Regions from separate parts of the Homo sapiens genome. Here all the other regions are linked to region 1. Evidence: chromatin contacts called from ENCODE Hi-C or POLR2A ChIA-PET data. All regions are on one chromosome and are shown on one strand. Each heading gives the region's core, a stretch centred on a gene start or an enhancer-like site at or near the end of the contact. The rest is flanking DNA. Distances are from core to core; before and after follow the strand shown. Region 1 holds the start of GNE (glucosamine (UDP-N-acetyl)-2-epimerase/N-acetylmannosamine kinase). Region 2 holds the start of MELK (maternal embryonic leucine zipper kinase). Region 3 has its middle 15 kb from the start of SPAAR.

What was found. A loop is a pair of places that touch in the nucleus more often than their neighbours do. ChIA-PET counts read pairs that join two places held with the same protein, here RNA polymerase II (POLR2A). Pooled maps may share reads with other maps.
Region 2: a map of CD8-positive, alpha-beta T cell shows a loop between it and region 1 (13-fold over the local background). The contact joins the promoter of MELK here to the promoter of GNE in region 1. A Hi-C loop is called at or near these places in 6 of 168 maps with a recorded cell type or tissue (B cell, CD4-positive, alpha-beta T cell, CD8-positive, alpha-beta T cell and 1 more), 19 of 37 single-sample maps with no recorded cell type and 21 of 50 pooled maps. POLR2A ChIA-PET finds 5 or more read pairs at or near these places in 1 of 52 experiments (activated CD8-positive, alpha-beta T cell).
Region 3: a pooled map shows a loop between it and region 1 (2.9-fold over the local background). The contact joins the enhancer-like site here to the promoter of GNE in region 1. A Hi-C loop is called at or near these places in 1 of 168 maps with a recorded cell type or tissue (ascending aorta) and 2 of 50 pooled maps. POLR2A ChIA-PET finds 5 or more read pairs at or near these places in 1 of 52 experiments (AG04450).

What each region holds. Positions count from the first base shown.
Region 1 is chr9:36,256,811-36,260,471 of GRCh38, reverse strand. GNE (glucosamine (UDP-N-acetyl)-2-epimerase/N-acetylmannosamine kinase) reads left to right here and starts at 2,024. Exons shown (of 12, transcript NM_005476.7): 1 at 2,024-2,151. It overlaps LOC124902150 (a long non-coding RNA gene), which reads right to left and starts at 1,862. Exons shown (of 3, transcript XR_007061473.1): 1 at 1,721-1,862. RefSeq lists an enhancer at 1,594-1,823 and a silencer at 2,124-2,283.
Region 2 is chr9:36,571,513-36,574,899 of GRCh38, reverse strand. It overlaps MELK (maternal embryonic leucine zipper kinase), which reads right to left and starts at 2,005. Exons shown (of 18, transcript NM_014791.4): 1 at 1,893-2,005. RefSeq lists a silencer at 1,924-2,203 and an enhancer at 2,787-3,286.
Region 3 is chr9:35,922,117-35,925,868 of GRCh38, reverse strand. No RefSeq gene overlaps it. Among named protein-coding and RNA genes, the nearest start is that of SPAAR, 15 kb to the right of the region's middle. RefSeq lists an enhancer at 1,399-2,598. Within about 2 kb of position 1,873, at least 14 of the 41 ENCODE cell types and tissues checked have a DNase peak (open chromatin) inside an H3K27ac peak, as active enhancers do.

The DNA.
Region 1 (3,661 bases), core at 775-3,274:
ATTTAATAGCTTCATGTGGCTCACAGGCATCTCAATCATAACATGCCCTAAATTAAAACTTTACTTTTTTCTTCCCAAACCAGGTCACTCTCCCAGCCTTTCTCATCTTAGCACACAACCAACCACCCAATTCCTAATGGCAGAAACCTGGAAGTCATTTCTTTCTTTCTTTCTTTTTTTTTTTTTTTTTAAGAGATGAGGTCTCGATCCAGCACCCAGGCTGGAGTGCAGTGGTTTGATCGAGCTCACTGTTGCCTGGAACTCCTGAGCACAAGCGATCCTCCCACCTCTGCCTTCCAAAGTGCTGGGACTGCAGGTGTGAGCCACCACACCTGGCCCGGAGGTCATTCTTGAGTCTTTTTCCCTGTCATCCCCTTATATCTAACCTATAATTAAGTCTCATCAATTTTACTTCCAAAATAAACATCATATCCATCCACTTCAGTTGAGTTTCACTGCTACCAATCCATTCTCCACAGAGCAGCCAGTGTGATTTAAAAAAGAAATCTGGGCCTGGTGTGGTGGCTCATGTCTGTAATCCTAGCACTTTGGGAGGCCAAAGTGGGCGGATCACCTAAGGTCGGGAGTTTGAGACCAGTCTGGCCAACATGGTGAAACCCCCGTCTCTACTAAAAATACAAAAATTAGCCGGGCATGGTGGTGTGTGCCTGTAATCCCAGCTACTCGGGAGGCTAAGGCAGGAGAATTGCTTGAACCTGGGAGGTGGAGGTTTCAGTGAGCTGAGATCGTACCACTGTACTCCAGCCTGGGCGATAGAGTGGGACCCTGTCTCAAAAACAAACAAACAAACAAAAAAGAAATCTGATAGCACTTCCTTGCAAAAATCCCTTAATGTCTTTTCTTTTGTGGCTAATGTGACCTTTTCGTGGCTCCAAGCTAGCCACAGGAGAACTAAGAGTTCATAAGTATTTTACAAATTAGAGCTTCATTATTAATTGAAATGCATCACAAACTGCAGTTTGATGAGATTTGAAATTTGCTGTACAGCAAGAAATCTCAATGAACTGTTAGACTTAGTTTCACCTGTGGTAAATTTTTAATGGTTGTAAAAAAAAAAAGATGTTAATATTTTGTATCATCAACTTCATTCAAAGTTTCTTGTCAATGGTGACTCAGGAATCTGTTGCCCAGGTTGGTCTCGAACTCCTGGCCTCAAGCTAGCCTTCTCACTTGGCTTCCTAAAATGCTGGGAGTGACTCAGAAATTTGAAAGGGTCATTAAAAAGTCTTAAAGCCTGATTCGGTGGCATGGTCCTGTAGTCCCAGCTACTCAGAAGGCTGAAGCCAGAAAAGATGGCTTGAGGCCAGGAGCTCGAGTGCTGCCTGGACAACATAGTGAGACCCTTGTCTCAAAAACAACAGCAACCCAAAGTCTTATTTATCTTCAGGAGCTGCGCAAGCCCTTTACCACCGCCACGTTTCTCCCTGGATGTCCCTAGGCCTCGGGACTGGCTGGGAGTTCCCTGTAGTGGAGGCCGCCGCTGAACTGATTATAAAGATGAGAGAGGCTCTGCCATGCCTTGGTCATCAATTCACACTCCACCAGTGTCTTCTAGCAGTCACGGCAAGGGTTAACGTCAGGGACCGCTGTGGGGTGGCCGCGCTACACGACAGTATAGTTGCGGTCCTGGTTTATGAAATAACTGAGGGAACAAGAGGCGCAAGAAATCCCTCCTTGGGTGCAAGACCAAAACAACTACCCAGCGGGAAGACTCGGGCTTCAGTGCGTGTGTCGCCAGTGGAGGAGGACGCTTCGGGGCGGGAGCACAAGCTGGCAGGACAGCCCCGCAGCAGCTCCAGCGCGGCAGAGGCCATGGAAGATGGTCCGCTGGTCAGCACCCTGCCTGCGCCTCAAAATACCGCCGGGAAGGTGGGGGACGGGGACGGGAGCAGCCAATCACGCGAGCTCTCTCGGGTGGCGTCAGGGCGCGATCGCGGATTCGGCACTCCGGGTGGGCGTGGCTGGGCGAGCGAGGAGTGGGGACAAGGTCGAGCGACGAGTCGTCTACCCGCGCGCCCGAGCGCGGAAACCGAGGGGCAGGCTCGCGCTCTGCCTGCTTCGTGGCGCTTGGTTCGTCCCTCGCCCGAGGAGCGCGGTGGCGGCGTGGGAGGGAGCCTCTGACGGCGTCTGGTGAGAGCCGCGCGGCGGCGTGGGACTCCGGGAGAGCATCCTGCCCACCCCCAGGGCCGCCTCCCCCGGCCTCCTGCCCCAGGCCTCCCCTCCCCGGCCGCTTTCCACCCCACCGCGCCCCGAGGCCCACACTGGACCCGGCTCTCGCCCAATGTCCTGCAGGCCTCACCATAGGGCACCTCTTTGGCCCAATTCAGGGCTCCGCCGTGTGGCTCGGGGTGGGCCCTGATGAGCAGGGGAGGGGATGTAGAGGGAGGCCCAGGTTGACTTGTCCCCTGGAACAGTGCTGTCCAATCAGGGGGGATGCTGACTGTCCCGTTAGGAGCGGGGCGGGGCGAGAGAGGGTGGAGAACTGCCTGGCAGGCGAGCTGTCCTGGCGTGAAAAGGCTGGGCTAAAAGGTCCCCTCCCTGCTCTGAGTCTACATTCTGAGTCTGGGCTTCCTTGTATATTTGAGAAACGTTAATTCCCCGCCCTCACCCCAATTTTTTTTTTTTTTTTTTTTTTTTTTTTTTTTTTTGAGACTGAGTCTCGCTCTGTCGCCCAGGCTGGAGTGCAGTGGCGCGATCTCGGCTCACTGCAAGCTCCGCCTCCCAGGTTCACGCCATTCTCCTGCCTCAGCCTCCCGAGTAGCTGGGACTACAGGCGCCCACCACCACGCCCGGCTAATTTTTTGTATTTTTAGTAGAGACGGGGTTTCACCATGTTAGCCAGGATGGTCTCGATCTCCTGACCTCGTGATCCGCCCACCTCGGCCTCCCAAAGTGCTGGGATTACAGGCGTGAGCCACCGCGCCCGGCCCCTCCCCCCAGTTTTACGCTTGTAAAATTGTTAGAACACAAGAACGTATTTTTTACTACTCTGGTAGGAGGGGTGGGGTACAGTTTCGCAGTATAGGTAACTCGTTAACCCAACTGTAGGAGCGCCGCAGTTGAAGCCAAACCGAATTATAGCGTCGGAATGGGGCCCTGACTTTCAGACAGCTTTATATAGCTCTTTCCTTCTTATTCCTTTGAGTCCCATCCTCATTGCACTGATGAAAGGGCGATTTATCATGTTTTCGAGGAAGATTTGTACTCATGGATGTTTATGGAATGAACAGACACAAGGCAAACACTGGGTGTGGGACAGTGTTCTGAGCGCTGAAGTCATTCAGACAAGGGTTTGATTTTCGGTTCTCTCAATGATGAACTTGGGTTCAAGTAATTCTCCTGCCTCAGCCTCCCAAGTAGCTGGGATTACAGGCGCCTGCCACCATGCTCGGTTAATTTTTGTATTTTTAGTAGAGACGGGGTTTCACCATGTTGGTCAGGCTGGACTTGAACAGACATCAAGTGATCCGCCCATCTCGGCTTCCCAAAGTGCTGGGGTTACAGGCGTCAGCCACCGCGCCTGGCCAATGATGAACTATTAAACAGTGATTTGGGGCAAGTAAATTATTTTCTCTGTGCTTCCTGTCTGTAAAACGCGGCTAATACGAGGGCTGTGAGGATGAAATGAGTTAATACATGT
Region 2 (3,387 bases), core at 756-3,255, 310 kb before region 1:
CTCCCAAAGTGCTGGGATTACAGGCGTGAGCCACCGCGCCCGGCCTATAATTGGGGTCTTTAACTTCTCAGAAGAGCAAGGAATTGGGATAATGAGAAGACGTTTATGGTTAAATTTTAAAGGATAGCAACAAATTGGGGGCATTTTTTAACAATATTATTTGGGCTATTCTATTACTTGCCGCATAAATACATTTACCTTATCTACAGAGCTTGGAAAGACACTGATGCTGAGGATAATTTCAAACAGGAAGTAGAATACAGAATGGTTTTTTGGGTTTTGTCTGTTTATTTGCTTGAGACAGGGTCTCGTTCTGTCACCTAGGCTGGAGTGCAGTAGCTAGATCTCGGCTCACCGCAACCTCCGCCTCCTGGGTTCCAGAGATGCTCGTGCCTCAGCCTCCCCAGTTGCTGGGATTACAGGCATGCGCCACCATGCCCGGTTAATTTTTTTTTTTTTTTTTTTTTTTGTATTTTTAGTAGAGACGGGGTTTCGCCATGTTGGCCAGGCTGGTCTAGAACTCCTGGCCTCAAGTGATCCGCCCACCTCGGCCTCCCCAAGTGCTGGGATTACAAGCGTGAGCCACCACGCCGGGCTCAGAATGGTTTATAATGTGGCCTGTAACACATTTAATTAGCATCCTGCCCTGCTCCCTTGCAAAGGCTTCTGGGAGCACCAACAATGAGGCACTCATTGGGATTGATCTGCCCATCTAGTTGGTCCACAGTAGTTACACAGAAAGGACAGACCCTTGGGAGAAACAAGCCCACGAAGGCCCAGTAAGGGCTTTTCTGATTTTTCTGATTTTCTAGCCAGACTCCATGGGAAACAGAAACCAAAATTTAAACCAAAGTTAGGAACACTGGCCTCTAAACAACAATCCAGGCTCCTGATACTCACCTCATTCCACTAACAAAGGAGAAATACCAAAGGTAATTACCCGTCCTAAGTGCTAGGGACCTGATTCCTCTCTTGGGCAGCCTTCCCTGAGTCTACCCTTTCCAGCTCCCACAACCCTACACCAGGTTTCTTGGTGGGAGCAATCCTGCTGCTCCTATTACTGATACAGCATTCGGTGAAAATTCCCCTTTTAGGCCGGGCGTGGTGGCTCACGCCTGTAATCCCAGCACTCTGGGAGGCCAAGGCGGGCGGATCACCTGAGGACACGAGCTGGAGACCAGCCTGGCCAACGTGGTGAAACCCCGTCTCTACTAAAAATACAAAAAATGAGCCGGGCGTGGTGGCGGATGTCTGTAAGCTCAGCTACTCGGGAGGCTGAGGCAGAAGAATCGCTTGAACTTGGGAGGCGGAGGTTGCGGTGAGCCGAGATCGCGCCATTGCACTCCAGCCTGGGCAACAAGAGCGAAACTCCGTCTTGAAGAAAAAGAAAAAAAATTCCCCTTTTAGTGTGAGCCTCTGAAGCCACTACTCTGGGGAGATGATAGGAGAGGATGGATTTGGACTCTGAAAAGGTAGTGATAACACATCTCCTTTTTTATTGCACTGCCCCAGTAAACTGAGTTGTACAAACAGAAAAAACTCGAAACCCTTCTGTCAACTTTTTTCGCGGGGAAGAGTCACGGAAACTGGAAACGGGAAATGGGAATTCACGTCTATCGCAGCCTCCTAGGTGGCAAACGCTTAGCCTGAACACCTCTTCAATAACCCTGTTAAGTAGACACGGTCATTATCCCCACTTACGGAGAAGAAAACCGCGGGTCGGAAAGGTCAAATATCTTATCCAGGGAACAGGGCTGGTAAAGCGCGGGGCTCCGATGAAATCCTCCAGTCTCCCGAGAGCCAGGAGCAAACTGGGTTTGGGCCGCTGCGCCCCGCACAGCCCAGACCCCAGCCATCAACTGCGACTGCGGCGGGCAGGCGGGAGAACTGACCTGAGGGGCGGAGGGCACGGCTGAGCGGCGCCCGACAGAAGGACAGGGGCCTGCTGTCCTGAGAGACGCGGCTGGTACGGCGTTCCTAAGAATCTTTTCGATCGCCGGGTTGTGGCCGCTTCCGCCCGCCAAGGGAATCAAATCTCCCGGGCCGGAAGGGGCGGGGACGCGGCGGGGGCGCGCGCGGCGCCGGATCCCAGGGAAGCGGACGCGCACGGCAGGCGGGGGCGCGCACAGTGCCGGGGGGTTCTCACCGGGGCAACGGCTCGCGGTCGCTGTGGAGCCGTGAAAGGGATGGCCGGGAGGTCCACTGGGCTGCGAGGGGTGACTTGAGGCCTTGGTCTTGCCCCGGAGGGCACGTGATGATTTTCCAGGTGGCGTGGATATGCCAAGTCTCCACAGAACCCAACTTTCTTACGTTCTCTTCCTAAAATTGACGTGCCCTCTGGCAGTCACAGTTCTCATTTTCGTCCTCCCTTGCCCACTGGCCGTTCTCCCACCCAGCAAAGACAGGAATACCTCCCCCTCTCCAAAATGTGTTGCCACGAGGAATAAGAACCCCAGTAGCTGAGACTACAGGCACGCGCCACCACGCCTGGCTAAATTATTTGTGGGTAGAGACGGGATCTCGCTATGTTGGCCAGGCTGGTCTCGAACTCCTGGGCTCAAGCGATCCTCCCGCCTCAGCCTCCCAAAGTGCTGGGATTACAGGCGTGAGCCACTGTATCCGGCCCAGAAAATCTTTAGACAAATTAAACTTTACAGAGTTGAATTGACCAAAGAATGAGTCCAAAATCCAGTAATCCCTGGAACCAAAATAGGTTCAGAGTGATTCGGGCTGCCATATGTTCAAATAACATTTATGGACAGAAAAAGGAAAATGACTTACAGAAATTGCAGTCAAGTATGGAAACAGCTGGATTGGTTGCAACTCAACCTCTGACTATTTTGAGCACTGTTTAAACAGTTGGCCACCTGTGATTGGCCAAAACTCCGCTGCTGTGATTGACTGAGACTCGCTACTTGTTACAAGGTTACAGTCTCTTTACACATTTACAATTGTAGTTGTCTACAATTCACTATGTATGGAGAAACTGTTAGGCCAGGTGCAAAGGCTCACATCTATAATCCCAGCACTTTGGTGGGGGGGCGGGGGCAGATCATTTGGGGTCAGGAGTTCGAGACCAGCCTGACCAACATGATGAAACCCTGTCTCTACTAAAAATACAAAAAATTAGCCGGGCTTGGTGGCGCGAGCCTATAATCCCAGCTACTCAGGAGGTAGAGGCAGGAGAATCTCTTGATTCTCTCTGCTGGGAGGCAGAGGTTGCAGTGAGTAGAGATCGTGCCACTGCACTCCAGGCTGGGCAACAGAGCAAGACTCCGTCTCAAAAAAAGAGAAAGAGAGAAAGAGAGAGAGAAAAGAAAGAAAGGAAGAGAAGGGGAAGGGAAGGGGAAGGGAGGGGAAGGGAGGGGAAGGGAAGGGAAGGGAAAG
Region 3 (3,752 bases), core at 624-3,123, 330 kb after region 1:
CTTATAGCCAGTGTAAATTTTAATGGAATTATATAGGATTGCCAAGATTTTATGTTGTCTAATTAGGGTGTTAAACAACAATAGCTAATACCACCTACTACTAAAAAAAGACATTATAACACCTCCTGAAATAGAAAGAACATAATCTTGGAATAAAGAGAATGTACTTCAAATTGCAAATATTTAGTTTTATTTTTAAAATGTACTACATTGCCTTTTTTTCTCTCTCTCTCTCTTTTTTTTTTTTTTTTTTTTTTTGAGACAGGGTCTTGCTTTGTTACCCAGGCTGGAGTGCAGTAGCACAATCACAGCTCACTGCAGCCTCGACCTCCTGGGCTCAATTGATTCTCCTCCTCAGCCTTCCAAGTAGCTGGGACCACACACGTGTGCACCATCATGCCTGGCTAATTTTTAAATTATTTGTAGAGACAGGGTCTCCCTGTGTCGCCCGGGCTGGTAACTCCCGGGCTCAAGAGATCCTTCCACCTCAGCCTCCCAAAGTGCTGGGATTACAAGCATGAGCCACCGTGCCTGGCTGAGACCTGGAAAATGTTATAGACAGGTAGGTACCAATACATAGGCTGGTATATGGGAACTGCTGCTCAGTTAATGACTCCTTCTGCATCCTTTGATTAAATATTCCCAGCAGTGGAGAGTTGCTATCAAAAAGCTACCTCCATCCAGTTCTGATGGGTAGGAGGTTTCTCTTTAATTTAGGGTAAAGTTGGCAGCCTCCACCTTTGGGTTCTGGTTTTGGCCTAGAGCCCTCTGTGAGGAAGGCTAAATCTTTTTTACTTAGATGTGTGAAAGCAGCTCTCAAACCCAATCCCAACTCCTGTAAGTTCTTCCTAGACTGAATCCCCAGCTCCTTCAGCCAGTTCCTAAACCATTCACTGGCAGAGCAATAAGGTACGTTCCAGCCTTTGAGTGGTCTGGTTCCTACAAACTAAAGACCACAGGCATAGAGGCCAGGCGCAGTGGCTCCGACCTGTAATCCCAGCACTTCAGGAGGCCAAGGCAGGTGGATCACTTGAGCTCAGGAGTTCCAGAGCAGCCTAGGCAACACGGCAAAATTCCGTCTCTAGAAAAAATACAAAACTTAGCTGGGCGCAGTGCTGCATGCCTGTAGTCCCAGCTACTCAGGAGGCTGAGGCGAGAGGATCATTTGAGCCCAGGAGGCAGAGGTTGCAGTGAGCCGAGATTTCACCACTGCATTCCAGCCTGGGCGACGGGAGTGAAACCCTGTCTCGAAAAGAAAAGAAAAGGTCATAGTCATTTGTGAAAAGACCTTTGAGTATTAAAAATCTGAAAACTTCTTTTACCAACTTAGAGGAGTATAAAAGCTTATTCATCAGCCTTCTTGGCAGATGGGAAGACAGGCATGCATGAAACCACAGCCTCTTCTATTCCAAATGTATCATCCATTATCACTAGATGCAGCTGCCTCCCCCACACTCTCTGAGTCACTGGGTAATGCTACAGTCTTTCATTTTCACCTCCATTACAAACCTTTCAAGGATTCTTGCTAGTAGCTTTTGCTTTCACTAGGAACTTCCCAAAGGCAAAATTACAACAAATTATTTGTAATGATCAAATTGGCTTTTATTTGTGATTCTAGAATCAGGCAACACCTCATTCTACGAAATAGAATGAGTATTCCAGTGAAGTGGGCAGAGAAGTTTGGCTTTATGGATAAAAGAGGGCTGAAGAAAGCAGAAACAGGGAACAAAAAGCAGATTGGTCATTTCAAAGTTGCTTTCCTTATAGGGTTAAAGCAGAGGGCACTTTTTATTGTGCTGATTCAGGGTGACTGGAAGCTCCTGCGTTTTTGGAAAACTGCCTCATTTCAAAGTCCGGTTTGATGACTTGGCAGTTAGCACAGGTGACTCTGCTCTGGTTTGATCTGCTCTGCTAGGGCCAGTGTAGGAGGCTAGTCCAAAACAATGGCCTCCCATAAACTATGTAACAGAATACAATGCACTGGTGTGCTGTTTAATTTGTTTCAGTTATGAGTGATAGAAAACCACATATCAATAGTGGTTTAAATAAGACTGTTTTGCTTTGGTATAAAAGCCTGGAAGAAGGCAGTATAGGACTGATATGGGCTCCCACAGTATCAGGAACCCAGGCCCCTTTTATCTTATTGTTCCCCCAAATGGGGCTTCTACTCCCAAGGCCACTCTGGTCCAATCTGACTTCTGTAGCTCCAGCCATTATATCTACATTCTGGCCAGATAAAGGAGAAAAAACAAAGAAGAGTATTCCGCCTCTATTTAAGGACATTTCCCAGAAGTCACACACCACTTCTACTGGCCATTCCTAGTTCCAAGAGGGACTGTGTTGATGTTATTGTTGTTTTTCTAATAAGGAAAAAGAGGAAAACTGAGGTTAGGAGACAAGTAGACCCCTGTGCACAGGGTCAGACATAAAGTCAAATGATCACCGATGCAGCTCTGGTGCGGCCTCTCTGAAAAATCACCAAACTTAACACCAAATCCTAAGGACTCCATACCTCAAACCCCTTAAAATGAGATCAATGAAAATGAGCGGTGGCCAAAATTGGGACCCAGGAGAATGTATCCAGTAGGATCACGATCAGTCAAGCAAATAGGTTTTACTTGGGTTTCCTGGATTTGTGTTGTGTTTTGTTTTGCTTTGTTTGAGATGGAGTCTCCCTCTGTTGCCCAGGCTGGAGTGCAGTGGCACAATCTCGGCTCACTGCAACCTCCATCTCCCGGGTTCAAGTGATTCTCCTGCCTCAGCCTCCCGAGTAGCTGGGACTACAGGCGCGCACCACCACGCCCAGCTAATTTTTATATTTTTAGTACAGATGGGGTTTCACCATGCTGGCCAGGATGGTCTTGATCTCTTGACCTCATGATCCACCTGCCTCAGCCTCCCAAAGTGCTGGGAATACAGGCACGAGCCACCGTGCCCGGCCAGATTTGTGTTTTTATGCAGGAATTCCTTCCCAGCATTTCTCGGAAATACTGTTTTTCCAAATGCCAATTCCTGAGAAAAAGAAGTTAAGACATCTAGGAACCTGGTAAGAGTGTTTTTGTGTGAGAATTAAAGCTTAGCAATCAACATGTTGAACTAGATGTGACTAGTTCAAAGGAATCCACTGACACCAAATCAAAAGCGAGAGTAGAAAATACTGAGGCACCCATAGGAAAGTTAAGTTCTGAATGGAACTGGGGAGTAGAGGAGAGAAAAGGCCATCATCTAATCAGTCTTCCGACTGCTGTTGCCAGGGTAGAGGTGGTGGTGGGCTAGCGCTGGCTCAAGAAGAGCCAGTTGTATGCTGCTCTTCCCAGCTCTCAGTGACATCCCCTCGGTAGCTGGGCATTGACCATTGTGGGAACATTTATGCCTCCCCTCAGAATTTGGCAAACCCTACATATAAGGGTTTTTTTTTTTTTCTCCAGGAGAGTCAGTTTACCAGCACACACTGGTTATAAGTGTGTGTTTGTGACCTGGTCTGCTTCTAATGGTAAGTCATTTTTGCAAATAAAACAAATATTGGTAAGTTTGTACACATAGGATACTTATACAAGTCCTATGAGCAGTGTCGGAAAAAAATAACAAATTTTGAAAGCAAAATAAGTCTTGAAACTGGCAATTCCAACAAGTGATTCTATGAACCTTGTTAGTGAGTCTGAATGTTAGTTATTTGAACACTTCCCAGTAATGATTGCTGGCATTTCCACGTGTTGAATATTCATTATAGGCTACAGTTCTTTGTAAATACT